Regions from separate parts of the Homo sapiens genome. Here region 1 is linked to region 2. The links are chromatin loops, found by intact Hi-C in ENCODE. Cell type or tissue: endothelial cell of umbilical vein. All regions are shown on one strand. Each heading gives the region's core, and the rest is flanking DNA. Links, peaks and the distances in the headings are about the cores only. Region 1 overlaps SLC17A8 (solute carrier family 17 member 8). Region 2 overlaps ANKS1B (ankyrin repeat and sterile alpha motif domain containing 1B).

What was found. A loop is a pair of places that touch in the nucleus more often than their neighbours do. Peaks named below come from ENCODE experiments on the same cell type or tissue, not always from the same donor. Only the 100,000 strongest peaks of a DNase experiment are listed, where the experiment ranks them.
Region 1: a loop joins it to region 2, with 14 times the contacts of the local background. A loop is called at or near these places in 2 of 110 quality-filtered maps.

Annotation. Positions count from the first base shown.
Region 1 is chr12:100,403,417-100,406,342 of GRCh38, reverse strand. It overlaps SLC17A8 (solute carrier family 17 member 8), which reads right to left. Exons shown (of 12, transcript NM_139319.3): 9 at 2,173-2,305. Among named protein-coding and RNA genes, the nearest start is that of SLC17A8, 48 kb to the right of the region's middle. In endothelial cell of umbilical vein, for the core only: a CTCF peak has its summit at 1,375 (motif pointing right); a DNase peak (open chromatin) is centred at 1,372.
Region 2 is chr12:99,810,260-99,813,185 of GRCh38, reverse strand. ANKS1B (ankyrin repeat and sterile alpha motif domain containing 1B) reads left to right here. Exons shown (of 27, transcript NM_001352186.2): 3 at 875-1,031. Among named protein-coding and RNA genes, the nearest start is that of GARIN6, 160 kb to the right of the region's middle. In endothelial cell of umbilical vein, for the core only: no CTCF peak of the experiment used is centred there; a DNase peak (open chromatin) is centred at 1,795.

The DNA of each region.
Region 1 (2,926 bases), core at 203-2,702, 590 kb before region 2:
GGTCATTGCACATACTATTCCCTCTGCCTAAAATCTTTTCCTGAGAGAGCTGCAATAAGGCACCACATGATGAGTTGCCAATCTAGCCATGTGGACATATTCAGAGGGATCACTGGAGAATGGCATGGCTTTAAGGAAACATAAGAGGAGAAGAATTGAGCTGGATGTATAGAGAGGACTGGATTGAGAGGTGAAGGTGAGAACTCACAGGGAAAGAGAAAGGGAGTGGGCAAAGTCAGAGACAGAAAGATATGTTCAGGGCTTGGGTGAGGGCTGTTCAGCTGGAGCAGAATTTTATCATTAGAAGGGTGAGGCTTTGGCTACTGTATTAGTTTTCATTTTATAAATGTTTTATTTTTTAATAGAGAAAAGTTCTCACTATTGCCCTGACTGATTTCGAACTCCTGAGCTCAAGTGGTCTGCCCGCCTCAACCTCCCAAAGTGCTAGGATTGCAGGAGTGAGCCACTGCACCCTGCCTACCGCTGTGTTAGTTTTCATTTGCTGCTGTAATAAATTACCACAAACTCAGTGGCTCAAAACAACACAAATATCAAGTATCTGCTGAGGGATAGACTTAGGGGTCTTTAAGATCTATTCCAATGATTAGATGTCACCTCTAAAATACTCTCTGCACTATTGTACAGTTCTGGAGGCCAAAAATCCAAAATGGTACAGGGCTAAAGTCAAGGCAGCAGCCTACAGAGTTGCATTCCTTCTAGAGGTGCTATGGCGGAATCTCTTCTTGTCTTCTCCAGCTTCTAGGGTCTGCTTGCATTCCTTGGTTTGTGGCTGCATCACTCTGACTCTTGCCTCCACCATCACATCTTCTTTTCTGACTCTGACCCTCCTTCCTCCTTTTATAAGGATTATTGTGATTATATTGGGCCCACCTAGATAATGCAGGATAAACTCCCATCTCAAGAACCTCAATTTAATCCCACCTGCAAAGTCCCTTTTGACATGTAAGGAAACATATTCACAGCTTCTGAGGATTAGGACATGGGCATTATTCTAGCTGCTACAGCTCTCTTGGAGAGGACTTGAATGCAATGTCCCAGAGCTTCACCTCCTGCCCACCAGATAGCAGGCCTATATCCGCTAACCCTCAGTCCTCTACAAGAAAGTTCAAGCTAAGGTCAGGCCCACACATCCCTGCCTGGGACCAGCAGTCAAGGAACTGGGAGAACAGGTGCCAACAGACTCTTAGGCTTTCTTCCCGAAATGCTATGGGATCAGATCATGCCTGCTCCTGTGTCCCTCGGTATAGTCTTCACTTCTAAATGTGCCAGACCTAGCTATCTGTCAGAGCATACGCAATCCGTCCCTTTCAACTTAATATCACAGTTGTGAGCTCTTGCCCATAGGTGGCGCTATCCTCTACCTCCTGCTCGCTCATCCTGACTAGTCCTCCAGAGGGGTAGCCGCAAACTAAGAGCTTTGGCGGTAGGCTCCGGCCTACCTGATACCTTGCAGGGATCTGCTACTTGAGCAAGTCCCTTTATTTTACCTCTGTTTCCTCATTGCAAATTGCATATAGTAATAGTACCTGCTCCACATGGTGGTTATGAAGATTAAATAAAATAATGTATGTAGAAGATTTAGCTTAGTGTCTGGCACAGAAAGCATTCAATAAATGTTAATTTTAAAAGCTAAACAAAAAAGATGAGTTTTTTAAAAAGCACTCATGAACATTGTAGGGGTTCACAATTACTTTCGCCTACCTCTTTTGGGAAATCACCTAACATTCACTTTGTCTTTACAAAATTAAAACATAAAGCAGGAGCTAAATAAAATCAAGAAAGAGAATGGTGTGTGTGTGTGTGTGTGTGTGTGTGTGTGCATATATCCCATGCACAAGCATAGGCTAGGAGGAAAGACTACTTTTCTTCTGTTTCTTACCAAAACATATGGATAGGTAGAAAGGTAAGCAGAGAAGGGAATAAACTACATAAGCAAACAATAAATGTGGAAGGATGTATGGAAAGGTCCCAGCTGGATGACCTCTTGGCAGCACTGTGATGGACAACACTCAAGTGTCTGCTGAGGGACAGACTTAGAGGTCTTTAAGATCCACTCCAATGACTAAATGTCACTTCTTAATATATGCTCTGCAGTTCAGTTTACCCTAATTCTACAAAAGCTGCCTAAGCCATCTATGAAATCCACAGTACCTCCACAGTTCATGATTTTTCTGACAGCAGTTGTGGTTAAAATTTGTCTGCTTCTTAAATAATCAGCCAATTGTCCTCCAATAGGTACAACGATTGTCATAACCATGTGTGGGACTGCTGACAAGAGACCCACCTGGAAGGGAAAGAAACAGTAAGCAGTTTGTCATTATTTCTGAGAGAGGGGCCTCCCTAATTCCCTTGCCCACCTCCACTCCACAGCCCCCCTACCTACCACCACCAAATTTAAGCATCTAATTATGTGGGAGCTGGGTAGGCCTGAATTTCATAATAAATAAATGATGAATGAGCGAATGATTTTAGACCTATCTGTGTCCTCTACCAGATTGGAAGCTCCTTGAGGGCAGCGATGACTTTTATTCATCACAGAGGGCATGGCACATGGGAGATAAAGCACTTGGCACCCAGTGAGCACTGATGACTGATGACAGCCACCATTTCATGATTATGCCAGCTCTTCCATGGTCACTTCTGACAGTATCTGTAGCTAGGCAGACATTTGTGTTTGCTCGGCTGCTGTTCTTTCCCTTGTAGGAAAGAGGTTTATCTTATGATGATGGTTGATGATTCACTATCCACACCCTTCCTCCCTAAAACACAATTGGCTTGATGATAATGTCTGGGAGCATTGAAAGAGGTTCTTTCTTTTTTTTCTGTTTATTTTTTCTTCTTCTTTTTTTTTTTTAGACAGAGTCTTGCTCTGTTGCCCAGGCTGGAGTGCAGTGGTGCAATCTCG
Region 2 (2,926 bases), core at 336-2,835:
AAACCTGGTGGGGATTAAGTTCAAAATTTTTGAGGTAGGATATATTGAATATGTGTTGAAATTGCATTAATGGTGGAACTTGTCTTTTAAATGAGTTTCCCTTTTGAAATAATTTTTTATGCTTGGAGAAGAAAGGTGAAGGAATACAGAAGTAGGAACAAGGAATACTCAAAGTGTGTTGTGTGCCATCACTGAGAAGTTATTAAAATTTTTTTATTATTATTTTTTAACCCTGGGCTAGTACTACAGTTAGCTTGTCAAGGGTCCCTTACATACTGCACTTTCTTTCTCTTTTACATACCCCTTAAATCTCTTATTCCAATTATCTGTAGGAATGATGTGTAAATTTTATAAATGCCTCCTTGGTATTATGATAACTTTTTGTGTGTGTGTAAACAAGGAATATACTTGTAACTTCAACTTTTCCTTCAAACTAAATCTCAGATATGGGCTATCTGGAAAGAGCTCTTTTTTTAAAAAAAAAAATGGGAGTTGGTATCCTCTTCATTTTACTTAGCTCATCTAATTAATGAAATAAGTTAAGTTTTGCTTATATGAATTCTATTAAGTAGTTTAATTGGTTAGTCAATGTGTGCTCTCGCTCTCTTTCTCTCTCTCTCTCTCTCTGTGTGTGTGTGTGTGTGTGTGTGTGTGTGTGTGTGTGTGTGTGTGTGGCATGGGGTGATGGTTTTCCAGGTAAGTAAAATAGCCAAATGTTGAGTAGGCAAAAACTTTGAAACCCAACTTTATATCTTAGTACCTTGAATGATTACTCTAAATTCCCACCCAGCATCTAGTATTCTTTTAAAATTACCTATTTAATACAGTTTGTCTTGCTCAGCCTATTTTGTTGTTGTTGTTTTTTCCTTTTTAGGGACATAGTTCTCAAACTACTTCAGTATGAGGCATCAACAAATGTAGCAGACAACAAAGGGTATTTTCCTATTCACCTGGCTGCCTGGAAAGGAGATGTGGAAATTGTGAAGATTCTTATTCATCATGGACCATCACATTCCAGGGTCAATGAACAGGTGCACTTGCCAAATGTTTGCTCATGATGTAATTTTTCTAGTTTTACAAGGCAAAGCCATATTGAAAATGTGATTTTTTTATCTTTACCTTGCCCAAAGGCCTTTCCATTGCTGAATTTCCTAAAAGGAGAAATTTGAAAAATTCTTTGGTGTTTGGATATGATATGCAGGGACTAAGTTGGGCATTTGTAAAGATACTTTGTTAATGGGAAAATCCTACATAAAGGAAGTAGCTGAAATATTTTTGCCTGTCTTATATAATCAGCCATTTTATAGCCATTGAATATTTAAAGATAGAACAGAATTCATATGTGTAATGAGAATTACAATGTTTCTTAATACAATTTTGAATGCTAAAACAATGATATGCCTATCATTTGCATAATGCTTTACCATTTACTTAGCACTTTCATGGTTAAGTACTCTTGTGAATCAAAATGTGAAATATAGCATATACAGTTGCTTGTCACATATTAAGTTAAAATTTTTTGATATATATATATACAAACACAAACACATATGCCCAGAATAAGTTGAATAAAACACAGCAGCAGTATGATTCTGACAGTTAATGTATTTGTAAGTACACAATATCTATATTACACATAATGGACATATTTTAAAAAGAAAACCAGTGTCAGTATTCTAAACAGATAGGACCACAGATTCTAGAAAGTAAAATATGGTCCCCTAATACAGTATGATAACAAACATGTTGATCTCTGCATGCCCCCTACTGTTCCCATTTTGTAAAACTATATTTGAAAACCAGCAGACAGTCCAACAATTGAATTACAATCACGGCATTAAGCTGCAGGTTGGCAGTTGTCCAATATCAATGCAAGTAGGTTACTTTAGGGCAAGCATATCTAATAAAGCACAATTAGCATATTGTTCAAATGGATGCAGACTTTGCCGGACTTTGAAATTCAGACTGAAGGATAAAAAGTAACAATTGCTGTAAATAGCAAAGGGAAGAAAAATACATATTTTTTCAATGAAAATATATATGCAGTTGTTGAAAGGACTAATCAGGAAAACATTTTATTAATTGGAAAAGTATCTTATTAATATTTATCACAATAAAAATTTCCATGTTTACAGGTTACAAAAATGCAGAAATTTTAATAAGAATGCACCCAGTCTTTAAAACATGACAGATATGGCTATCTTTATCATCATATCATGCTAAAAGGAAATTTATGACAATGCTCTTCTCTTCCACAGAAAACCAACAGTTAGATCATTTATGAGATGAGCCATCTGGTGGTTATTCTTAAAATTGTCTGAATACTGCAAAGCAAACCTGAAATAATAAAATGGAAAAACAATCCAAGGTTAAACAAGAGGATGTTAGTTTTTACAAACAAGATGTTTTTAAATGACATGAAAATAAGAAATAACATATAGTATTCACTTACATTTGAAAGTGAAAAGTTGCTATATGTTTTAAAGAGAAATACTTGTTTTTGGTAATGTTGAATAGATCAATTAAATTACAAAAAGTGTCTTTTTAAGGAGACCATATTCAAAGTCCTTTGTTCACCTCTGTTGCTTTGTGTTGCGGTTTCTATTGGCAAGAAGTTGCAACTTTCTTACGATTTTTAATACCATAATTTTAGTATTTTTTCATTGTTATATGTATACTCTTTTGATGCTGATCATAGTTTTCCCATTCTATGCCATTTCTCCTAAATTTTTTGATGTAGGATTTTTATTTTTATAGATAACTTTTAATTTTAGCTTTCTTTTTTCCTTCTGAATAGGACAGAATCTTCTTGTTAATTATAAACTTTTATGTATTTAAACAATAAAGGAAATAAAAATGGTAATTAGCATTTATTGAGACATAAGGTAAAGCGGGCACTGTTCTAAACACTTTCACCTCAAAAATA